Regions from separate parts of the Mus musculus genome. Here regions 2, 3, 4 and 5 are each linked to region 1. Evidence: chromatin loops called from intact Hi-C (ENCODE). Cell type or tissue: heart. All regions are shown on one strand.

Region 1 (5,000 bases):
GACACACTGAACCCACTGTAGCCACTCCAGGAACCATGCTTTTGTTTGGAGTACCAACCTCTTTTCAATTCAAGCAGAAACCCAGTAATCATGGATGCTACAGAGGATTTAAAACTAAAAAAGGGGGAGGGGGCATGTTAGACTATATACTCTTACTTCCCTCTAGCCCAAAGTGGACTGGTTTCCCCACCCCAGGACTGTACCAAAGAGCTATTGCTGTCCAAGAGATTCTGGGATCACGAGCACAGAGCACAGCTGTGGGCTCTGAGAATCTTTCTGCTGCCACTCCTTAGCTCTCGATCTTGTCCTAGCTTATTTTCTGTTGTTGTGATAAGCTCCATGACCAAAAGAAACTTGGGGAGAGAAAGTTCTCTTCCAGCGCACGGCCCATCACTGAGCACATCCAAGGCCGGAACTCACCCACAGCAGGAAGCTGGAGGCAAGGACTGAAGCAGAGGCCATGGAGGAGCACTGCTTTTTCAGCTTAGTTTCTTCTACCACCTAGGACCACCTATCTGAGTGGTACCTCCCACAGGGCTGGGCCCTTCCACATCAATCTGATGGAGACATTTTTTTTCCAAGCGATTTTCCCTCTTCCTACATGACTCTAACTCACGCCAAGTTGAACTGAACATGTGCCCATCCTTCCAGTTCACAAGGATGAAAACTAATCTTCAATAAAATGCTATAGAGGGGCAGCAGGGACTTTGGGGGAGTGTCATTTTGGTTGTAAGGGTTTATCGTCAGGAATGGATTACTGTCCTTACTAAAAGAAACTGTGTGTGGTAGCTCCTGCGTAACTAACACCCAAGCTGCCTACGAGGCTGGTGCAAGGAAAAACTTAGGCTACCAAACCGAACAAAACAAAGCAAAACAAAAACCAAAAAACCCAAACAAACAAAACCCAAAACAAACAAACAAAAAACCAGGAGGCAGGAGGGAGCTTTGCTGTCCCTTCTGTGTGAGAACAGAACTAGAAGATCCCCTTCTGGATACTCTGCACGGCACACTGAACCTGCTGACACCTTGCCGTTGGACTTTTAAAATTCTAGAACCATGAGAAATAAGTTTGTGGTCCTAATAGAAGACTTGGCCTCAGCCATGTTGTTATGGCTGCCCAAATAAAAATGGGCTCTTGGTCGCCAATCTGCATATGTGCTCCTCTTAATCATCTGTTCTGAGTTCCTATGGTCCCATTTTTAGAGCCCCAGTTACCCCCGACCCTGCTCCTCTGTAAAATGTGTGCGATGAGTCCTGATTTTCAGCTCTGAGAAATGTGGGACAGTGTCTATGTAGAAGTTGCTGGACAGTAATGGCTGGCTTCCTCTGTCTGCCAGCATCCTGCTGAAATACCTGCTGACACCTCCATTCCCTACTGAGGGAGCCGCTGGCACCTCCAGAGCCTTCAGATTCACAAAGCAGGAAGCGTCATCCTTTGCTCTGAAAGCATCTGCGTGTCTGTCCACTGAGAACTCCTGGAAATCTAGCTCGCTCTGCCCTTTGCTTTTTTGGGTCCCTTGGCTTTGGCTTCTGTTGCTCTTGACTCTCAGTTCTGTGCAGGCACACTCACAAGCCCTCGTTTGCCCAACAACATTCCCTCCACCTTTGGGGAACTCAGGCTTGATAAGTCTGGGGTGGGATTTCAGAGGGATCCACCCCCATCTCTCCAAAGCCCTGAGTCCCAGAGAGGAAACTGGCTCCTTGCCAGAGCTTCTTTCTTGCTGCCCGTCTCTCTTCTTAGTGCAGATGGCTTTTATCCTTGCTTTCTTCCTAGACAGATGGTGCGGGCCTATGAAATAGGGTGGACTCCTAGCTCTGCCACTTTCTTCCTGGGAGACCCAGATTACATGGTTTGGTTCTCTGGCCCCCACTTTCCCCCATCTTCCCCATGGAGGACACGCTCCTAGTTCCTCGTGCAGGATTTCATGAAGATCCAAAAGAATTGTGCACATGACTGCATGCTGCATAGCAAGCACTTGAGTAATGGCAGTTGCCTCTTTGTAAAAGTGCTTCATGGAATGCCAGACACATTGTGTGCGCTCAGAATATATTCATGGAGTTGATGCTTGACTTTGAACAAAAATCTAGACACAGACACCTTTGGCCATAGAGCTTCGTATGGACCACATAGGATTCCAAAGCTAACCTTCTTTTCTTGTCCCAGGACAGCCTGAGCATTCTCTGCCTTCTCCCTGGAGTTCAAAGGGAGTCACAGAATAATGTGTGTGTGTGTGTGTGTGTGTGTGTGTGTGTGTGTGTGTGTGTGTGTGTGTGTGTGTGTGTGTGTTTAAAACAGCAGGCATTGCAGAGGGCTAGGTCCCTAGGAGCTTGTGACACCAGGAGAAAAAACCGTCCTTTGTCAGGCTCCTGCCCCTCTGAGATCCCCTTCCCTGTCTCTCCTTGGAATCTTACTTGGGAGCAGTTAGATGACTATGCTACTCACTTGTTCCCGGTTCTGGCTGTCAGTGAAAGGTGAGGCCCATGTTCCTCTGGTGGACTGTGTGCTCAAGAGGAGACTAATACCTTTAAACAGCCTTGTGAACGTGATGGGGAGAAGAAAGGGCCCAGAGAGCAGGCTGTTTTAAGTTGATGAGACAGAGGGACAGACTGACCCTCAGTTAGATTTGGTTGCCCTGGGGCTCCTGGAGCTCTTCCCTCCATCTTGTCCAGTTTCAGACCATACCACTGTGGTATCCTCTAGCCTTCCAACATTACTCAACAGAGCCTACTTTGAAGACCTGGCTCTAGCTCACCAGCATCTTTCAGATCTCTGTGCAGTGGGGGAGGAGGCCAGGGACCTCTCCATGGTGGGAATGTGTTGGAGGCCAGGAACTTGCACAGGCAAATGGTGTCTGTAAAAACATCAGCTGTTGACAGCTCCAGCTGTGGGACCCAGTAGTGCCCCACAGGCCAGATGTTGGCTTCACCCACCTCTATTCTGCAGGGGCTGATCTGAAAAGCACCTCACAGCCCATAGAAGAGCAACACGAGGCCAGAGGGTGACAGGGGCCCAACAACAGGAACACCCAATGTAAGCTACAGGAAGTCAACAGGCTCAGCCTTCTGCCTCCAAGATTGTCTGGACAGCAGGGGTCACTCCTGGGCAGACAGTGTCTTAGGGAATATGGGACCACAGCCTCCCCAGCCTATATTTCCAGCCTAGGATAAAATGGAGCTAGAGTGGTGCCTCATGCCTCTCCCAAGATGAGGTGAGTGCTCTGGCCCTGTGGGTGTGTAAACTGGTCAACACACCCAGAGCCAGGCAAAGCATGCTGTACAGTTCATTCAGGCATTTGATAAGAAAGAGTAGCACCAGAGGCTTTCTTGCCAAGCCCCCAACTGTAGACCTGAAGCCCTGTCTGTAATTGTCCTTGCTTCAAGATGCAATGTGCCCAATGCAGTGTGCAGAGTGCAGTATGTCCACTTCCAGCCCTTTACTATGGCCTCTTCCAAACTCCCTTAGCTGAGTGAGCCCAGCCCAAAGGTCTTGATGAACACCCTCCCATACACACCCCCATACACACTCTTCTAATGCATCCTCGATGGCCGGCTGGGAACCGCAGACGGCGCTGTGACATGAGCGGAGATAAGGAGGCTCTCACATTTCCCCCGGCTGGGCTCTTGGGCCGCCAGCATTCACGCTGGCTGATTTCAACATGAAAGGGCCTCTTGAGAAGGAGAGCCCCCTCCTTTCCCCCTTCCCGCTGCTAAGCCCCACTCTGCAGCTAACCACTGTCTGAGCCCCTCCCTCCAGAGTACCCACATGCTCGCCTGCCTGCCTGCCAAGCCTTCCCCAGCTTCAGTCTCACCTTGCCCCCTCTGTCATCCAGGATGGACACTCCCTGCCTGCATGGGGACTCAGGACTGCCCCTGCCAGCAGCAGCATACTACAAGGGAAAAAGAGGGCAACCCAGTGTCAGCCAATGACACGAGACTGGAGGCTGGCCTGGAGACACGGGCCATCTGGACAACTGTAGGTTAGCATGTTGAACAGATCTCTGCTGGAGGAATCTGCCAGTCCTAAAGGGACTCAGAGTGTTCTTGGGTTTGAGTCCTTGTAGCTAACGGCCCAGGTCTACCAGGTTCTTCCTCAAATGCTGGAGATAGGTGCCCTTCAGAACTCCACCAAAGAACCTCCTGGCTTTGCCACCAGAGGCCTTCCATAGATTTGCCCTAAATCTTTTATGTGGCAACTTTTTCAACCTTTTATTTTTTTGAGCTAATTTTAGACTTACAGAAAAGGTGTAAAAAATAGAACAGTTCACCGCCATACACCCCTCACCTGGCTTCTCCTAATAGTAACATCTTACATAACCGTAGTACGCATACTCCAACTTCACCTTGCTCCAGTACTACCATCTGAACTGCAGAGCCCGCTACCCTTCCCCAGATTGCCACAGCTCCCTACCCAAGATCCCACCATTGCGCTGATATTGCTTCCTTCCTCTTTGTGATATTGACTCTTCTGAAGAGCAGGTGCTTTGAGGCCAAGAATAGTGCCCTTCTCAGCTCAGCGGATGGAGAGGCTCAGATATCAACATGCCTTATGCCTGCTATTTACCTTCATCTCTTGGTCCAATTGATATCTAAAAGCTGTGTCCACCACACAGTCGTCTTTGAGACAATGTTAGATTGTACAAGCCCTGTTTCTCTTCATAATGTTCACACACTAATTGTCACACTCATGTGATGATTACTACACACTACTGTGATTTCTTAGCACCCCCTTCCTGGCTCTGTGTTGTCTTTGCTAGCACGGAACTCTCGATCTTTCTGTCTCAGTCTCTTGAGTGTTGCTGGGATTCAGATGTGTGCATCTCTTTCTTTCTTTATGTTTCTATGACCTGTGAGGGGATGTTTGTCTTCTTCCCCATTTGTCTAGTTATACAATCATTTCTAACAATATGGACCAGCAGGCCTTTACTATAGTCTGCCTTAAAACCCTCTAGCACCTCTGAGGATGTGGGACATCATTGCTCTCCCCTGATCTTCCTTCTGAA
Region 2 (5,000 bases), 220 kb before region 1:
CATTATGATTCATAACAGTAGCAAAATGACAGTTATGAAGTAGCATTGAAAATAATCTTATGGTTAGGGCTCACAGCAGCATGAGGAACTGTATGAAAGGGTCCCAGCATTATGAAGGTTGAGAACCAGTGCTCGCAGCCATCATCTATAAAGTCCTGCCAGCTAGAACGTTACAGAATTCCTCTGACTAGTATGTTCCAAGAAAGGGTTTCCAGGAAAAACAAAAAACAAAACAGCAAAAGAAGGTCTGGAGATACACAGCTTAGTTAGTAGTATACTTACCTGTCAAGCAGGAAGACTAGAGTTCAGTTCCCAGCAAGGCATAAATCAGACACACTGGCATATGCCTGCAGTGACTTCTAATCCCAGCACCCAGGAAATAGACACAGTTGGAGTAGATGATCAAGATCAGGGTGCTTGGGAATAAGGCTCAGCGGGCAAAGTCCTTGCTCTTCAAGCATGAGGATATGAGTTTAGATCCCTAGCACCCAGCCAAAAGCTGGAGATGAAAAATTAGCAACAGAAGGTCTGAGTATGGTTTGAGATACATCTGTAACTCAGTGCTAAGGAGGCATGGGAACAGGTTCTGGAGTTCACTAGCCAGCCAATTGTCAAGTTCTGGGTTCAGTAAGAGACCCTGTCTTAAAAAGTAAAGTGGGAGCCGGGAGTGGAGGTGCACGCCTTTAATCCCAGCACTCAGGAGGCAGAGGCAGGCGAATTTCTGAGTTCGAGGCCAGCCTGGTCTACAAAGTGAGTTTCAGGACAGCCAGGGCTACACAGAGAAACCCTGTCTCAAAAAAAAAAAAAAACAAAAAACAAAAAAACAAAAAAACAAAACAAAACAAAACAAAAAACAAACAAACAAAAAAACCACCACCAACAACAACAAAAAAGCAAAGTAGGGCCAGCAAGGTGGCTCAGTGGGTAAAGGTACTTGACATATAAGCCTGGTGACCCGAGTTCAATCTCCAGAATACACAGAAAGGTGGAAGGAAAGCCAGGTCAGGAGGCAGAGGCAGGTGGATCTCTGAAGTGGAGGTCAGCTTGTTCCTCCAGGACAGCCAGGGCTACACAAAGAAACCCTGTCTCAAAAAGCCAAAAGAGGGGGAAAAATGGAAGATCTGACACCACAAAGATGTCATCTGACCTCCACATGTGCACCATGACACATGTCCCACTGCACATATGCAATGATAATTTAAAGAACAGTGCAAAAAAAAAAAAAAAATAAGGCAGAGGAACAAGACACAAGACAGTGTCTCAAAAAAGCAAGCGAACAAACAAAGCACGCACTAGGTGCCAGTGAATGTCTTAGCTGCTGATCTCTGTGAATTCATCTATTGTTCCCGATTGCTTTGCCGTTGGAGCGCTCTTACCTTTATTTTGCAGATACAGAAACCTGGACCACAGGCTCAAGCATCAAACTTCCTTGGAAACCAGAGCTCCTCAACTCCTCCTACTCCCTGGTTATCCTCGGACTAGGGTGCCCTGCCCTGCTCCCTCCCAGGGCTCTCTCCTGCTGAGCCAGGTGCATCCTCCTGCTGCTCTTCACCTCTACACTCCACTCCCTCCTGGGGAAGCCGCCAGCAGGCTCAGATTTCTCCTCTCCCAGACTGGAGCTCACCAATAGACCCAATAGACCGGGTGCTGCACTCTGAGTTGAGCAAGAGAGACTCAGAACTACCCCCTCTCATCAGTGAGCCCTTCCTGGACAGAAGGCATCCCAGGTTGTGAGCAGGCCTGAGTACAGACCACCCCACCCCACCCCACATACACACATGCCTCACTGGGCAAATGTGGAGTAGGGACACTGATGAGGGCACACTGGAGGAGGTTCCAGCTCATGGTTAGGTGGGATGTCCTCAGGTTTGTGCAAATCACCTCTCGGAATCACAGTGAAGAGCGTAGGGACTCCTTTCTTAATCAAGCTCTGTCTTTGGGTATGGTAAAACCATTAAAACCAGCCCTTCCGGCTTTAGATGGGGAGGGGTAGACTTACAGAATGGGTAAGAATATGCTCAAAATTGCACAGCAAGTCAATGATGAAGACTAATTGAAACCTAAGGCTCCTGACTCTCCCAGGCAAAAGACATTCCCAGTTCCACTCTGCGCTGGGACAGGCCACTGTGCACAAAGCACACTCACATGCACACCCCACCCCTGCACCAGCAAGCACTCATGCATATGCTACCAAGGGAAGCAGCTCTTGGGAGTTGAGTGGGAGGCACCTAGAGGCCCAGATACAAGACTGCGAGACTGGGAGACCGGGATACTAAAAGCGGAGCTGTACACCTAACATTGGAGCAGGCACAGTGGAGGGGAGCGCAGGCCTTTGCCTGCCCTGTGGCCTGCAGATTGCCTGGTGTGCTCCAGAGAAAGGGAGGGAGGGACAGAGAACCTCAGGCTCACAGTTCAGTCTTCATTGATGTTTTTCAGGCTTTGGAGGTCCTGGACAGTCACTAGTCCATCTCAGATGTTCTCTCACACCGGCAGACTCCAGGAGTCCAAAGTCCTGTGTGGGACGCAAACCACCCATACCACCCCTGCCACCCCTGCCACCCCAGCCCCCACGCACCAGCAGTTTTCCAGTCGGCCCTGTGCCACAAGGGGGCACTGGTACTCCATGGCTCAAGTGCGATGGTCCGCAAGCTTTCTCCTGGCTTGGGGGGGGGGGGCAGCGGGAGTTTATGTTCGGCTCCCCCATTCCTGGCACCCTCCCCATTTCCTCTTGGAAGCCTCCCTAATCCTCTTACTCTGAGGGTCACATCCCTGGGCCCGGGGACGAGGTGTTTCATTTTCAGTTTGCCCCCACCGCCTCTGGGGAGCTCACAGAAATGTAGGGAGGGGGACCCCTGGGCTGGGGTCCTTTCTCTGCCCCTCTGGCGACCCCTCTTTCCTGCTCTGTTCCACAGCTTGTCCCTTTTAGGGGTGTCTCTGTATTACCCCCCACCCTCCATTCTCTGCTCTGCCTGTGTCTTCGCCCAAGTCCGTGCTCAGTGGACTGTTCTCTCCTTCTTTTTATTTCCCCCTTAAGGACTTCGAGCTTTCGTTCCCCGTGCTTCCCTCTTCCTTGCATCCTCTCCAGCTCGCTCTTCTCCACCTTTCCTCTCCTGCTCCTTCTACCCTTGCTCTTCTGAAGGTCTGGAACTGCAAGAGTCAGAAGCCAACGTGGAAGGTTCTGGCTCCTGTCCAGCCTTCCTGGAGGCTGCAAGTCGCTCCTGGCTTCGAGTCTAGGGTGCTACAGCCCCCAGGCTTGTGTAGGTAGACAGTGGGAGTCAGGCTGGCAGCATCTAGCTGCTGGAATTTGGGTGTGGATCAGGCTAGATCAGAAACTCTTCAGTTCTCATAGCAGACACAGCTTCTCCTGAGACTGGAAGATTTGAACCCAAAGCCTGGGTGGGGCCTATTCTACAGCCTGGCCCTCGTGTTGTGATTTTTCCTGTATCATCTCCCAGGGGTCTAGTTAGCCTTTATATAGTAGATAGAACTCTGAGGTCTCTCCCATCCCTTAATCCGCCCCCTCCCTATCAGTCAGTCTCTGGAGATCTAAATAGTGCCCTGCTCAGCTTTGCCCTTTGCTCTCACAGCCCCCAACCACCCACCACCCACACCGCACCACTTTCAAAGACTATGTACTGTTGACATTGAGGCCCTGCTGTGTCTCTGCTGCAAGAGAAACAGATCAGGATTGGATTAGGGTCACACTCTCAGTGTGCTGACAGTCTTCTGGGATAGTTGTTTACCAAGTCCAGGGATCCATGGTCTATCATTGCACAGTATCAGTGCACAAGTTTGGGCAGAAGGAAGTGCCATACCAATGTATGGGACACCCAGGGCTCCCATGCCACCCTTCCTAGGATACAAATGCAAGGTCCATTATCTATCTGCCTGTCATTTTTTAGCTTCTAAAAGAACCCCTTTGTGGTTCAAAGACAGAAGCCAAAGTTCAGAGAGAGCCAGGGACTTGCCCAGATACACACAACAAAGTGAGCAAGCCTGAGTGAGTGCAGGTATGAGCATGTGCGAGCACACACACACACACACACACACACACACACACACACACTCCTACCTCAGTGGGCAAGGTGCTAGCAAACTTCAAGCATGCTGGAACACAAGGGAAGAGTTGTACCTCCCACGTGTAGAGGCGACAGTGGAGGCTGGTGGAGAGGAGGGAGGGTTGGCCATGGAGCAACTTGCTGTGAGCCTTCAATGCTTAGGGACAGTTGCCCGCTACCCACATTTTGTGATTGATACACCCCCATCTTAGGAGGAAAGCAGGTCTGGGGCAGCCCAAAGTCCTTACCACAGCTGAAGGGTAGAACCCCCACCTGACAGTGTGATTTATCACCTCTCCTTTCTCCCCTCAGCCCCCAACCTTCCTGCAGACCAGAGTGGCAATTCACCTGTTTTTGATTTGAGATTCAGGTGGACTTTTCTTTCTTTTCATCAAAGAAGTAGTGAGGGGAAGGCAGGGCCCCATCCATCACCCTAGCCTCTCAACAGCCTTGGGGAGGAGGAGCAGACTGGGAGGAAGGAGAGGCTCAGGGACACTGCAGCAACCTCCTCTGCTCCCCCAGGGAATCGCCCAGATAGTCAGGCAGGGTGGTTCTGGCCCAGACACCCACAGGGGCTCCACCACAGAGCTAAAAAAATGCCTGAGGCTTCAACTATGAGTGTGTGAACCTCTTTGCTTGCTCTAAATCCTAATGCCTGGCACAAGGGTTGAACAGAACAACGTTTAACACTTGAGGAACAAGGGAGACAACTCATTTGACTTTACTCTCCCGCTCTGGGTCCCACTGCTTCTCAGGGACACCCAGGGACTCCATTTTTCATAAATCTTAGCACTGCCCCACTCTCTAGATGAGACTGAGACACAGACTGGTAAGTGATTGGTCCAAGGTCAAATCACAGAGGAATGAGGTCCAGATTCAAGTACAAAAAAATAATTTCGACCCCAGAATGGTAGGCTAGCCAGGAAAGAAAGAAACCATGGC
Region 3 (5,000 bases), 160 kb before region 1:
GTTCTCTGCTGGTCAACCAGGCTGCTCAGCAGATTGTGAGTCTCCAGGCACGGGAGACATGGGGTTGTCTCAGAACTGTTTTTCCTGTCCTGACTCAGCCTTTGTTAATGCCTGGCAGCACAGGACCGGCGCCGTGGTGGTGGTAGCCTTGGAGAAGTGCCTTATACCACAAACATACACCCTCCTTCCTTCCAGCCCACAAAACCCCCTACTTCCTATTTCCCCAGCCCATCAGGAAGGACAGAAGGTTACCAAGGAGTATCCTGCCCACCATTTTCACAGATGAAGGAAAGTGATGCAGAGGACGGAAAAGGCCTAGTTAGCAACAACAGAACCTGCCGTGGAAGCAAGAACCTTGTGAGTGGGATAAGGAGCTAGCTGTGTGATGGGAGAGGCACAAGGGATGAAGGCAAAAGCTGAACTGAGCTGAGCTGAGCTGAGCTAAGCTGAGTTTCTCCTTAGCTTTGGTTCTGACATAGCTAAACCAATACCAGTAAAATTCCTCAAGTTTTGAAAGGTTTTCTCTGGTGAGGTAACTCCGCGGAGCACCCAGAAGCCAGGTCTGTAAGGACCCAGCCCAGAAAAGATTGGCTTACTGCCCAGGCTACCACTGGGTGGCGCTGTCTCTCCACCCAAGTTGGTTAGGCGGGTTGCAGATGCCAGGGCAAAGAAGTCACCCCATTCATGCCCCATCCTGCCAGGGCCCTAACAAAGGCCGCTTGGGTTAGGGCAGGGAAAACCAGTTTTGACAAAACTCCATGCCTTCTTTGGCATGTGGGTGGAGAATGGAGGATCCAGAATAACAGAGCTCAAGAAACCCCCGGGAAGTTACAAGTAGTTTTACTGGGGCCCCAGGTACCACTCTACCTCACTGCTCTGAATTTAGGAAGCTCTGGCGTTCTAAGTCTAGAGAGGAAAAGAGAGGTTCTCCCCATTTCAACAGTGAACACACTGAGTCCTGGAACACTGAATCTAAAGCTAAGCTTTCCTGTCTAGCAAGCTCTTTTTCCAAAGCGAGTGTTTCAAAGTGATCTTCTTTTTCGACTAGGCCTTAGTGGTGTCTAAGAGATGGCTTTAGAAATGCTAATGCTAGGCTTGAGTGACAGGCCTGGACAATGGGGGAAGGCTCTGTGTGAATGGGACAGCCTAAGCCTAGGAGGCTCCACGTGGGAGCCGGGGTGGAGAAGGGCAGGCAGAGACACCCGTTGGCCAGTCGGGATCAGCCTCCGGGAGAGGCTGACTCGGAAGGCACTGGAGCTGTCAACAATAAGGAAGGGGGAAGGGACTGCCTCTTCGGTTGTCTTTGGGGCAGGGAGCGGGAGGGAGGGACGTAAAGTAGAAGAGGCCTGGGCTTTGAGCCTGAGGGTATAGACTAGGTGACCTGGAGACACAGAAGAGATCTGTAGGGGACCTGAAGGCTGCCTGGGGATCAACGCAAACCCAGAATTAAGGAGGCCACGGCAAGTGCCTTGAGATAATGTGTTATTGGGTTCCCTCTCGCCTTAGCTTTGGAGTGTAAATCCAATTGAAATGAGAGCACCTGCCACATAGGCTCCTGGGGATCTGAAACAGTTCTGGGATTTTGGAATGTGGTTGATGATAGGGCCCTTGTTTAGCATACTTGAGGCCCTGGGTTCCTTTCTCAGCATGACAAAACAAACTTGGAAACAACACCGAGGGCCTGCCTAAGTCAGAAGTGCTCGGTAGTAAGAGAGTTGTGGTAGCACAGGCTGGTAACGCTAGCCAGGCAAAAGCTGAGGCTAGCTCTGCGAAAGCTGAGGCTATAGCTGCCACCTTTGAGCCCTGAACTCTGCTTGTTGGCTCTGTGTGTCTGAGAGAAAAATCTGGCTTAAAAGCTTAGCCTACAAGCCCTATGGGAGGCTCCACTGGCTCCCTGGGGAATGGGACATCCTGTGGACCTTGGGCCTGGAGTCGGAGAGAATCCTTGAAAGGAAGTCTTACGAAGGGGTTGTGTGCCAAGGGACCTATGTCCTAATCAGCAGGGGGGAGGACAGCCCTAAAGTAGGGTCTTTGGTAGACACAGCCAGAAGCCCAGAGAAGGGACCCAACCAAACAGTAGCATCCACTCCCAACTCTCTGTGCACTAAGAAACTCCTCTGAGGCAGCTGGACTGTTTGATTGCCTGTAGAGGGAATTCCAGTTCAACCTGGAATAGAAAAACTATCTCAAAAAGTTCCAAGGAACATTAGAAGAGAAAACAAGTGGTATGTGAGAGGATGTTTTACTTCTTGTTCCTTCATCCTCTGATGATGCTGACACTTGACCTATCTCTTGCAAAACATGGAATCAGTGGGTATGGTAACTTGTGGCTAGTAACGGGCAGCAGGTCATCCACCCAGATGCTGCACAGAGTAATGCATGAGGTATGTACAATACCTATAGTATTATTACCACTCCCACTTTCTCTAAGGGGCATCGAAGGAGCAGATAGATGTCATCTGCCCATCATTAGGGTCAGCGTGCATGTTCAGAACCACCGCATGGACACTTATCCCTCTGACTACACTGGGTTGTTATTCTCAAAGCTCTCCAGTGGTAAGATGCCAGGATCTGAAAGGTTTGGCAGCTGTCAGCTTGTGAAGGAATCAGTTCTGGGAGGACTTTAACGATGGCATGGGTGGGGACACCAAAGCCCAGAAAGGCAAGATTTTGTCCTAGGTCACACAGCAGGTCGGTGACAGTGCCGGGCCACCCATAATTAAAGTTTACAACTACTTAATTGCTCTCCTATCCCGGGCTCCTTTTCTTCCCACTCTACTCCCAGCTTAGTATTCTTCATGCTTTCTTGTCTTCCTCATCACCACAGATGCAGGATAAAGCAGTTGCTTCTGCCGTGCAAGGGTAACTCATCTGTGGGAAATGAAAAGTGGGAAGGCAGGTTCTGCACAACTCCCATGAAACCACACTATGGCTTTGGAGCCAAACATCTGAAAAAGCAGAGGCTCTGACCCCTAGGATGCCAAGCTGCTCCTAACTGGGTAGAGAGCAATGGCCAGAGACAGTCTCATATAGATCATATAGGCACAGCGACAACTGCAGTGGCATAGACACAGTTATAGATATGGATGTGGCTGTACATAGCCGTGGAAGGCATAAATGCATAAGTATATAGTTGCAGAACCATGGAGATTACTGCGTAGATGTGGAAAAAACTCTGCACAAGAGTCTGATGTGAAGGTGTGAATAAGCCTTGTCAGAACACGTGGCTATTTAAAGCACCACAGCAGGATTCTCTCTTTTGCTCGGGAGGATGTGTTCCCCATCTGAGGATGGCAGCAGCTGCCCCTCTCTCAGCTCACAAGCTGCCTGCCTGTCGCACTCCTGAGGAGCACTTCACCCTCACCCACTCAGTGGGCCCCACGCCTCTTCTACCTTCTTTTCAGGAAGAGCAATGGGTCTTCCCTCCACCCCCACCCATGCAGCGCATCCACCCTCACTCCTGTCACTACCTGCCCCCCCCCCCAAGCCTCTTTGGCCCCCGGCACCTCCCTAGCCTCTGAAGGAACAGTGGGCCGCCACTACCCCCATCTTGTACGGCCATGATTAGCTAGAGAAAAAACCCCACTCCTATCCCCAAAGCCTCCCAACTGCTGGGACAAGGACAGAAGCAAATGGAGTTGGGGGGTGGTCTCTGTTGCTAGCTTCCTTCCTGGCCTGGATGCCCCTGAAACCTTCTCTATCTTCCCTTTCTCTGTGCCCCCAGCCCCTGCATATGTGCCTCCTTTTCTGCTTGTGACTGTTTCTTATACGTTTCTCATTTTGGAGGTCCTCTTCTCGTTCTTCCTCTCTTTCCCCTCCTCTTACTATAACCTGGACTTGCTCGCGAGCCTTTTGTTTTGTTTCTAGCTTTAAGTACTTGCACAAATATTTCAGTGAGGAGAGTTGACAAGAAGACAAATATCCCTCGGGTCTGTATTAATTGCCACAAAGACATACATACCCACAAAAGGGACAACGAAGGCAGGAGGCGCCATCCTCTGTCACTGGCTCTCTTACATTGCCTCTCATGGTTGCCCATACACAGCCTCCATTTCCATGTCTCTGAGCACAGAGGTCTCAGGTCTCACTCTTCCTGGAGACAGCTGTCCCCTTGCATAATAGTTCAGCCTGACCAAAAAGGCCTGTCCTGAACTCTTCTTCCCAGCAGCTGTGTCACCCTTAAGGTCACTAGACCACCCAATTCTGTCCTTTGATCACCCTTCCAAAGTCTTCCTGAAGGAGTAAGCTCTTTCTATGTCTATGTTCTCTCTCTCTCTCCCCCCTCTCTCTTTCTCTCTCTCTCTCTCTCTCCCTCTCTCTCTCCCTCTCTCCCTCTCTCCCTCTCTCCCTCTCCCTCCCCCCTCCCTCTCTCTCTCTCTCCTCAAGAAGAGAGAAACAGAACTTCAGATTAGAATCATTGTACCTCTGAGAGAGGGTCATCACTTCCAAAGCAACGTGGATGAAGCACCAGAAACATTCCAGACAGGGCTGCTGGTTACGAGTGAGTGTTGTATCCATCTCTGTCTAGCCCCCATCACCAATGCCAGTGGAGGTCATGTCCTAGGGAACTTAGTGGTTCCCAACTTCCTGAATGCTGTGACCCTGTAACACAGTTCCTCACATTGTGGTGATTCCCAACCATGAATCTATTTTCCTTGCTACCTCATAACCATCATTTTGCTACTTTCAGGAGTCGTAATGTAAATATATGTGTGTGTGTTTTCCAACAGTCTTAGGTGACCCCTGTGAAAGGGTCATTTGATTCCAAAGGGTCACTACCCACAGGTTGAGAACCAGTGTTTTAGTCATTCAAGTTTCACACAGTGGAGGATGGAAACTGGCCAGAACTCAAGGTACAGGGAGGATGGGAAAGCAGCTGTAAAACAGACTGACTCGTCTCTGACAAGACCTTAGGACCTTGTTCCCAGGTACTCAGGGGACAAGGTGCACAGGATCAAGATGGCAGAAAGGCCTACCCTGGGGGCACTTTTAGAACTGGC
Region 4 (5,000 bases), 130 kb after region 1:
GTAAAACTGTTGGCCCATGCCTACTGACCTGGCACTGGAGGGAAGAGGCCTCTTCTTGGCTTGGCAGCTGGAATCCTTTGTCTAGGGAGCCTTGAGCCCAAGGATGCCAAGCATGGATGAATTTGTAGTTGATGTTGCATCCTTGAAAGTTTTCTGAGCTAAGTGTGGTCCCAGTACTGTACCACCCTAGTTGTATGGCTTTGGGCAAGTCATTTCCTTTCCTTGGACTTGGATCTCAATGTTTACAATGAAAAAAATGTTAGAATAATAAAATAAAATAATATTGCCTGAACACAAAAGTTTTTCACAGATTCCCTGCCCCAGGGAAGAGACAGTGAGGAGTTTAGATTTTGTGCCTCTAGGACTCTGATGTTAACTATTTGACTGGGCTGAGGTGCCACAAACAATCATGGATGATAGGTAAACAAACAAATATGGCTGTGTTCAGTAAAGCTTGGTCTTTAGCAACAGGCAACAAGCCATCTTGGCCTGCAGGGTTTAGATGTTGACCTTTGAACTAGATACTGTGCTAACCACTTGAATTCAATTATCTCATTTGATTCTCAAACAACTGATATGTATGTGTGTATGCTATTATATACTACATATACATATGTATACACTATTATTAGTATTATCCCAATTTGATATTTGGGTAAACCAAGGCATTAAACAGTTAAGTAACATACCCAATATTCATACCAAATATTATATAGCTGGAAAATGGCCTAGGCAATCTTCTTACCCAACAAGTTTACCTCCTGAGCCTACAGTCTTAACCTTTATACTGCATGCCTTGCAGAACAAAAACAATGATAATAGAACAATACCAATCATCACTTGTATTTCCATGGATTCATACATTATCAGAAAAGTGATCAGAAATACAGAAGTTTTCCCTAAGGAGTGGTAGTATCCCATTGGTCACAATCAGTTCCACATTGTGTCAAAAGTCATTTACTGCTAATCACAGCTTAAAGGAATGACTTGGTATTGTTTTTAAAAATGTGAATTGACCCAGTGTTATCTCTTTAACAAAGTCTTTCTCATGTGCATTCAGCTCTGTTTCCTGGAAGGAGCCCAAAAAGACTGAGCTTTCAGCTGCTGGCAAGGAATGCCAAGGAATGGCAGGGATAGATGCCTCACGGCATCCACAGGTCCACTGTCCACTGGCCCCACAGAGAGAAGCAAGGACAGCAGGTCATGGCTGGTATGTCCAGTGCCCCTGGATTGATAGTAAGCCTGGAGGAGTTGAGTTAAACATCCCCATTGAGCAACTGAATAACGTGAGACTCATAAAAGCAGAAAAGTACTCAAAGTTGCAGTCTAATGCCGGACAGGGCACAAATCACAGCAGAACAAAAGCTGTTCATATCACCTTCTTTACTGTGTATCACTCTCCCTCTCCCTCTGTTTCCCTACTTGTAAAGTGGGGATGCTACCAGCACTGTGCCTGAATGGTGCCTGTTGCCGGTTAAAAAGACAGGAGTGCCTAAGGCTTCTGAGACAAGGAGTCTTAGCTTGGAAAAGAGAAGGAAACTAGAACTGACATTTAAACTATATGCTAGGCTTGACGAGGCTATGAGTTCCAAGCCAGTTTAGGCTAGAGGGTATGACTAAAATGGATAGACAGATAATGTAATAGTAAATAAAGTCAAGGGTGATGGCACATATTTGTAATCTGAGCCTTAAGGAGGCTAAGGAATAAAGATCAGGAATTTGAGGCCAGCACGGGCTACATAGCAGGACCTATCAAAGAAAAAAACAAATGAACAAACAAAAAAACAATACCCGAACTATGTGCCAGAAAAGCTGTCAAAAGAATCTTGGTGGGAAAAAAAAAAGTTCTCCCAATAACTAGAAGGTAGGAATAGCCATCTCCATTGAGCGATAAAGAAACTGGTGTGCTAAGGTCTCCTGACTAGAAGCTGAGCCAAGTATCTGCTCCTTACCTCAGCTTACCTCGTCAATAGCCCTCCCCAAAGGAAACCAAAAGGAAAACTGACAACCCCCATGCTCCTCTACCCCAGCCCCCACCCAAACCATCACGTCCTGAGTGACTTCCTGCCCAATCCAAAACAAAGCCTGGAAAGAACTTTCTCTGGGACATCATGAGCCTCCTCCCAGGGTGTGGAAGTTGAGGACCCTGGTATCGCCCAGGTCTGACCCCAGTGAGTTGTCTCTGGGAACAATGGCCAGAGGCATCTCCCAGGGCTCCCACTAGGGGTGGTAGGTAGGATTCAGGATGGGCTGGCCTGGGCATTGTTTAGAATGCACATTTCCTGGTGACATGGGCAGCTGGAGCCCCTGGGCTTCTGGAGTTGACCCAGGAACACCAAGATCTTTCCTTCCCCGGAGGAAAAAAACAGTTCTTTCTATGCCCATCTTCCTCTGCCCCAGATCTGCAGAGTTAAGCTCACCCACCTGCTCCAACCCAGGAGAGCACACAGGCTCCCAGCCACTACTGCTACCACACGGGAATGGCTGCCCAGTGCCAGTAGGCTGAGACCCGCCCACCAGCACACAAGGAGGCAAATGGGAGTCAGGCAAGTGAAGTGCCTGGGACAGTTGGGCAGTAACAAGTTACCAGTATCTCCACTGGTGCAGGTACAAGAGCAGAGTAAGGTAGCACTCAGCTTGGCATGTATCTCTCAACCCACTCCATAGAGGACTATGTAAGTAGCTTGCTCCCCATTCATAATCGGCTTGAATGCTGGCTGCAGGCACAGCCCTGCAGTAAACGATGAACCAGTGAACACAGGGACTGGGAGCTACCAAGGCATCCAGGCAACCAAGAGAAAGGACTAACCCGTCAGCAATGTGAGGAACTTGCCCCCAGCCCTTGCCCCGCCCCACCCGTGCCTTTGATCACAGGCAGGCCAGCCCTGGCCCTGCCCTCCACATGGCCACATTTCTTCAGTCTCCCCCGCCCCCTGCCCCCACACCACATCTGGGAAGGGTGCTGCTGTGCCTTTGGGCCTCACCTCTGTGTGAACCTCTTCTTTGATCGCATCATCCAGAGGGAGGGAAAGAAACTAGGAGAAAATCCCCTTTCCGTTGCACTGCTATCCACAGAGCACACTTCTCACGGCTCAGAGGAGTCAAGCAGCATGCTGAGGGGCCTCCAGCAGAACAAGAAACCAGTGTCCTAAGCCTGACCTTCAGTAGGCTAAGTCTTCAAGGAGTCCCGCAGGATTGAGTAGAAGGAAATGGGGAATGTGCCCTCAGATGACAAAGAGGCAGAGAACTTACTTCTCCATCTTCGCCATGCTGATAAATATAGCTCATATACATATAATTATAGCCCTTGGCTCTCACAGAGCACACCCATGTGCTCCTTCATCTAACCCTGCTAACGACCTAGGCAAGAAAATGTTATCTTCATTCTACCCTATGCATGGGCAAACAAACGTTTCCACGGTGAAATTCATGTATTTATCCGGAGTCACACCAGAAAGAGTTGGGACTAGGATTTGATGTCAGGCTTGTGGTTCCTACAAGCCTGGCCTTTTCAGTGGGGAGTTCTGAGGCTACACAGAAGAGCACCTGGCCAGTTGTCAATGGGATTTCAACTGGCAACTTAATAGGTACCCATTGAGGCTGCACCAAGGAGGTAGGTAGAGTCACAATGATCATGATTTCCAAATGAGCCTGGGTTCACAGTAGGACCCTTTGTCTCAAAACAATAAGAAACCAACCAAACAAGAAAAGCTCCCACCACATTAAAATGAAACAATAACAGCAACACCCAGCTGAGTGTGACAGTGCAGATCTATGATCCCAACACTAGGGAGGCAGAGATAGGAGGATCAGGAGCAAATCCAACCTGGGCTACACACACACACACACACACACACACACACACACACACACACACACATATCCAAAGATCCCAATTGACATGTTCGTTCATGTCATGAACTAGGGTCAGGTCTTGTCATCCTGCTAATGCCACCCAACCTGGCCTTTCAACAATCCCATCCCTGACATTTCTGTCTGCTGTCCCACTAACCTCTGTTGGTTTTACCCCTTGTACTTCCTACTGGGGTGCCTCATGGCTAGCTCTAGAAGCAGGAGCCTGGAGCTGCCTTCCCAGCAGCCTGCTCCTGGGGCAGATGCTCCCCAGCTTCTCTTGTTGTCTAGCCTGTGCCATGGCTCAGGGCCTGGGCTGGGTGGGCTAGGGAGGAAAGCACATCCCCAGGCCAGGAAGCAAAAGGTTTGTGAGGCTTTCTGGGCCCAACTCAGAAAGGGTCAGAGCACTGACTTACAGAGGCTGGCCTAAAGCAGAGAAGAAGCTGGGGAAAAGGAATGCTTTGATTCTACAGAGATGGGAGGCACTCAGCAAACCAAGGTCCACGGGCTCTGGCCAGGGGAGAAGACCCAGGGAACACTGCAACATCTGGCAGGAGGAGGACTCAGGCCAGCCATGGCTTCATTCTAATCATTCCTCCTTCCTAAGGCAGGCCCCTAGCCAGGGCCCTCTCTCCCCTGTGGAGGTGTGTGACAGCCAGGGCAGTTCCAGAAGAGGGATCCCCTTGTACCCTACTGGGGAAGGGCGCCACCTCCCACCGTCTCCCTATAGTTCTTCCTGTCACGTCCTTGGCCACCAGTGTTCCAAAATATACTGGTGCTTGGCTGGCTGTTTACTTAAGAATCAAAACCATCAAGTCTGAAGTTCATTCCCACAGTTTTAGCTCTCACCTCTCGACAGATCATTACAGTACAAACTGCTCCTCTGAGCTCCAGGCCCATGGTTGACAGCCTACTCCATATTTCCTCCAGGATGACCCCCAGATGCCTCCAGCTCAGTGAAGCCTAAACTGAAAGTCTCCTCTTCCCACCTCCATAAGCCCATTCCCAAAAGTTTGTGGTAGTGAAGCCACCTCCTATGGGTGGACATCACCCTTTATGCATTCAAAATAGAAGCAACTAAAGACGCCTTGGTGGGAGATTATAAACCTGAAGCTACAGTGGGGATTAGGGGTTAGGCTAGGTTTATG
Region 5 (5,000 bases), 65 kb after region 1:
CTCCAGAACTGGCATTTTGATTTGTTGTACCTTTCTGTAATGGCCAATGTCAGTTTCAAGGAAAGAGTTTCCTCCATAAGAGGTGAGGACTACATTTCTCTGGGTAAATAGACAAATATTTTTAAAATGTAGTTATTGCAGTGGTGGTTGTAGTTTCTCTAAAATCCATGATTTTTATAACCCCTGGGTACTTGGCTAGGATTTCAGTACAGGCATGATCTCCCGCTTGTTGAGCAGGCCCGAAGTCCAATCAGAAAGCTGCTGGTTACCACAAAGGTATCAGTACCACTATTCCACCTTTAGGGTTATCATGCCACATGGGTCAGTTTTGTGGTTCATAACCATACTGGCTAGAAAAGATTGTTGATTTCTTCGTTCCTTTAGAAGTTTGTGTGATGTCCTCTGGTACCATGAAAGCTAATCTTTAGAGAAGACACTTTTAGGTCAGTTTCAACTCAGGGGCCTTTGGGTCCTGCATCTGAAGTGTATAGTGTCTTCGGTAATAGGGACTTGCCTTCCACTTCCGAGGAATTTGAGATGTTGGTGTCTTTCCACCTGGAGAAAGTGGCTCATTGATGCTTCCTCCCCTCCCCTAGCTGTCTCTTTTCTTTCTGGTAATCTTTTGAGTTACATATTGGGGCTCTTAGTGTATTCTTGCAGTTTTCTGTTTTTTTTTTTTTCCCAGTTCTTTGTTCATCTCCATTGTTGCCAACTTTATCTTCCTTTTCAAAGCTCTGGCTTCTTGCTGACTTAGTTAATTTAGCATTTATGCTACCACATCAGCAATTCATTAACTCTATTCCCCTCCTTGATTGCTTTCTGCTTCTATTTTGTGGATTCTGATATATTCTGGACTTGTAGAAACATATGCTATTCTGTCTCTTGACTTGTCTATGCAACAAAATATTCTGTGCATTCTGGACACTACATGTCAATGTGTCCCTTGTTTTGGCTGCGGAAATGGGAGTTGAAGTGACAAATTCCATTTCTTAGCACAAGCACTGCAAGTCATTTGCCATTCTGCTACCTTGCTTCCTTCTTTTATGAGTCTAATGGTGTCCCAGACTGAAAGCTGCTCCTTCAGCTGGAGTCCTGACGATGGATGACATAGAGTATCACTGTAGTGGCTACACAGCATGTGGCTTGAGTACAAGGTGACCTTTGTTGCTGAAGTCACCAAAGTATGATTGTTAGCTTAATTTTCTTTTACGCCTTGACTCTGTGTTGTTTCCTTTGAGTTGGCTTTTCTGTTTGTATGGCCTTTGTCTTGGACATTGAAGACTTTTCTGAAATGTCTGGTGGTCTTTGGCTAGCCACTCATTTTTAAGGGTTGGGAAGTGACAAGAGGATTAGAAATCTCCATGCAGATCCCAGCAGTCTTCAACGGGCAGTGAGTTTTCTGGCCTTTAAGGGAACAGTCAAATATCGCTCTGGTGAGGTGTGGGAGAAACATGGATGCTTGGCTCCTGTGGCTGAGTAGGGGAAGAGGGCACAGGCTTTGTGCTTCAGTGTAGAGATGACTCTACTCCAGAGATTCTGGAAGCAGGACTGTTGTGTTGCCTCTGTGTCCAGCCTCCCTAGGAAACAAATTTCCAGTGCTCTGGCAAGGTGCAAGAAGGCCAATTCTGTGTCGTGGGACTTTCAGTCATGCCATGTATTGTCGGCATGAATACCCCATCATCTTCAGAAGTGTCTGGGATGCCTCTTCTGTGAGGCCTGTGCCTGTGTTCCCTGCCAAGTCAGCTCTAGCTCTCATCTCTCTCCTCCTCACCGCACACCATTTTGTCGTAGTTGACTCTTATCCTACATGTAATCCTTTAACAGCACATATTCAGATCCCTTTTCTAAGGTTTCCATGAGACTTGGGGCTGGCAGGCAGTACTGGAGGTACTGGCTTAATCTGCCCCATTTAAAACCTGAATCCACGAAATGCTCGCTAAAACATTACTATTTTATTGGCAGTATGCTTGATAAGTCTTTATGAGCCCTTTTCCAAACCTTAGTGTTAGTGGTTCAGGATATACTACTCATGGAAGGCAGAGAAAATGGGGCATCCATGGTCAGAGTCAGTCAAGCTCCCAACCCTCTAGCTAAAGGGAAAGTGAGGCTCCCATGCTGACTGCAGCCATCAGGGGGTATGTTTTTCAGGGAATTGGAATCTTGCTAAGAAAAATGTTCGAGACATTTCAAGGTTAAGAGGGCATTTGCACTGAATGAAGCAAGGGTTTTCAAGGAACCCAGGGGCTGGTGGATCGCTCTAGGGGAAAGCAGAGGAAAGGGAACAAAGAACTTGGGAAGACAAGTTGCTGAGTTATCAAATGAGAATGAAACGTGTAGGAGGCACAGGAGTGTACCAGGAAGACAGGGTGATGTAGAGTGGACTAAGATGGGCCCATGCTTTGGGTTCTGTTTCCCGCTGAGGAACACTAGCTCTATGCCTTCTCTTGGACTAGCTTCCTTTCTAAGAGGGGAGGAATCCTACCCAAGCGGGATCTCTTTCCTGTGACCAATGGGAAGAATAGTTACACCCAAATTCCATCAGCGAGGCTGAGATAAGGGCTGGTCTGCGCCTGCGCATATGTTCTGAGGCAGAAATTACTCCTCTGGGCTTGGCTTAATGAGCAGATCACTTCTGTCCACCCATCCCCGCCCTTTTCCTCCCACGATTGGGTTGAATTCCTTACTCCCCTGTCTGTACTTCCACCACATTCATTCCTGCGCTCAGCTCCAGTCAAGCAACCCCTGCTCTAAGCCCTGGAGGAATCCAATAGTGAATACCCCACACAAAGGTCGTACAGGGAAGAAGGGTAGCCCCACAGCAGGACACACTGCATGCCATCTTCTCACCAAAGTGGGATGCTTGCCACAGATCATTCTGGATTTGGTGCAACATCTGAGCCCAGCAAGCAGTCAAAGCAGAAAGGACAGTTCTTTTCACTTCCACTGCCACTTAGGTCTGAGATACATCACCGGGATTACTGTCATAGCTTCTAAACTGCTTCCTTGTCTCTCCTTTTTTAATTATTTCTACATCAGTCTACTTGTATGACAGCAGCCAAAGCGATTCTGCTAAAATGTAGGCAAGTGACTGTCACATTGCTGAGACCCCTGTCCTGTCTCCTCATTTCACTTTGAATAAGAGCCAAACCTTCACCATGGCTTGCCCACCCAGCCCTGATTTAGTGTGCATTCCTCTCCCAGATTTACCTGGAATGTCCCTTTGGCAGCCTGCATGGCCTCTTTTCTATACTTCAACCCATTCAGCAGCAGCCTTGCCACCTCAGGGGCGCTGCACTTGCTTGGAATGCGCGCTTTCTGGTTGTGCGCATGCCTGGCTTCCTCACCCAGATCAGCTGTTGATTTCAATCTCCTCTGTTTTCAGCGACACACTCTGATGGGTAATCTTGCCAACTTGAGTGGATTGAGAAGCTCCTGGGGGATTCATAAAGCACAGATCAGACTCTATCTGGGCGAGTATTTCTCTAGAGGGTTAGCCAACAGGAAAGAGCCCACCTGAATGTAGGTGGCACTCTCCCACTGGCTGAGATGCACAAGAAGAATAAAGCAAAAGAGCACCCACAGCACAGCCATCCCCTTCTCCCCTCCATCTTTCTCTTTCTCTCCTTCCTGGCTGCCATGATGTGAACTGTCCCCTCTCTGCCCCCAACACACACACACACACACACACACACACACACACACACACACACACAGAGAGAGAGAGAGAGAGAGAGAGAGAGAGAGAGAGAGAGAGAGAGAGATTATACCCTCTCTGCTATGGATTGAAATCTCCATGAGAACAAGGAATTCTGTCACTTTTGCTCATTTCTGTGTCCTCACCACTTGGTCTGGGTACATAGTAATTGCTCAGTAAATCATTTTTGAGTGAACAGATGAATGAACGGCTGAGCAAGGTCACCTGGACTGGTGGTTTTGAGGCTTTCTTCTAGAAGCAGAGAAGTCCACATTTGTCTGGCTGACTCCATTAATGCTTCCACTCTCTGCTCTACCCCTGCTTCTTGGCAAGCAGCAGCGAGAAGTCTGAAATGCTGGGCTAGCTCGTGAGCAAGTTGGGAGATCACTCCTGCCTGGAGGCCTAAGACCCAGGACCCCTTCCCAGATAAAGATAGGTTCTAAAGCTTCAAGAGTTTGCTTTCAAACGAGAAATCATTTTGTTCCTTGTTTCTTTCTCATAATAGAAGCAGTAAATGTTCAAAAAATCGTTGCCAGGCAATTTTCAGTGTTCCATAAATAGGAATAGGTTCTCTTTCCCAATATTGAGCCCCTAACAGTGTCTCGATCCAGCCTTGACTACCGTGCCTACTGTCCTAGCAATATCCTTCTGCATCAGTGCTGTAGAGTGACATGCTTGGTTTCCCTAGTCACAGTGCATGGACACACCGTAATTCCTTTAGCTAAGCCACTTTTTTTTTTCTCTGTGCTATAATAATCAGGCCACGGACATCCTGATAAGTACGTCTCTGCTGACCTATTCTTTCCGCAGGATGAATTCCCAGAAGTGCAATTGTTTCATCACACAGGCCCTCTTTTAAAGACTCTAGATGCTATTGTCCAAATGTGGGAGGATGCCAGCTCTAAGGAGTTGCAGTGACCCCCTGAACTGTGTTTTCGTCCGACAGCTCTCTTGCCTCTCTCACGCTCCTCCCTCTGGAATGCCCTACGAAGGAGAGTGGCGAAATATTCAACTCAACCTCCTCAGCGGTCAGAGCGTGCCAAGGGCTATTTTAGATGCCTTCTGCATTTTAGCCGATTTACTTTACATAGCAGTCTTTTGTGTGGTTGGGATGGGACTCAGTCTTACCCATGATAGGCAAGAACTTCACCAATAAGCGACACCCCTATCTTGCTCCCCTTGTAAATTGGGAGGCAAAGTCTCACTACAAAGCCCAGGTTGGCCTTGAACTCGTGATCCTCCTGCCTTAGTCTCCTGGATACCACCACACTCACTCAGCAGTGTGCAATCTAAAAATATTTGTAGT

Evidence for each region. A loop is a pair of places that touch in the nucleus more often than their neighbours do. Peaks named below come from ENCODE experiments on the same cell type or tissue, not always from the same donor. Only the 100,000 strongest peaks of a DNase experiment are listed, where the experiment ranks them.
Region 2: it touches region 1 in a loop (2.9-fold over the local background); 3 of 42 quality-filtered maps call a loop at or near these places.
Region 3: it touches region 1 in a loop (5-fold over the local background); 5 of 42 quality-filtered maps call a loop at or near these places.
Region 4: it touches region 1 in a loop (2.0-fold over the local background); 3 of 42 quality-filtered maps call a loop at or near these places.
Region 5: a loop joins it to region 1, with 4 times the contacts of the local background. A loop is called at or near these places in 6 of 42 quality-filtered maps.

What each region holds. Positions count from the first base shown.
Region 1 is chrX:99,357,064-99,362,063 of GRCm38, reverse strand. No RefSeq gene overlaps it. Among named protein-coding and RNA genes, the nearest start is that of Gm30704, 25 kb to the right of the region's middle. In heart, a CTCF peak has its summit at 3,082 (motif pointing right); no DNase peak of the experiment used is centred here; H3K4me3 peaks cover 239 bases; H3K27ac peaks cover 1,164 bases; H3K27me3 peaks cover 3,355 bases.
Region 2 is chrX:99,572,570-99,577,569 of GRCm38, reverse strand. No RefSeq gene overlaps it. Among named protein-coding and RNA genes, the nearest start is that of Gm31155, 18 kb to the right of the region's middle. In heart, a CTCF peak has its summit at 2,608 (motif pointing right); no DNase peak of the experiment used is centred here; H3K4me3 peaks cover 494 bases; H3K27ac peaks cover 288 bases; H3K27me3 peaks cover 2,977 bases.
Region 3 is chrX:99,518,647-99,523,646 of GRCm38, reverse strand. No RefSeq gene overlaps it. Among named protein-coding and RNA genes, the nearest start is that of Gm31155, 36 kb to the left of the region's middle. In heart, a CTCF peak has its summit at 602 (motif pointing right); no DNase peak of the experiment used is centred here; H3K27me3 peaks cover 3,841 bases.
Region 4 is chrX:99,230,378-99,235,377 of GRCm38, reverse strand. No RefSeq gene overlaps it. Among named protein-coding and RNA genes, the nearest start is that of Gm46674, 34 kb to the right of the region's middle. In heart, a CTCF peak has its summit at 2,231; a DNase peak (open chromatin) is centred at 2,057; H3K27me3 peaks cover 1,846 bases.
Region 5 is chrX:99,292,515-99,297,514 of GRCm38, reverse strand. Gm39528 (a long non-coding RNA gene) reads right to left here. Exons shown (of 3, transcript XR_878181.2): 2 at 3,208-3,432. Among named protein-coding and RNA genes, the nearest start is that of Gm30649, 3.4 kb to the right of the region's middle. In heart, no CTCF peak of the experiment used is centred here; DNase peaks (open chromatin) are centred at 2,594 and 4,484; H3K27ac peaks cover 489 bases; H3K27me3 peaks cover 2,308 bases.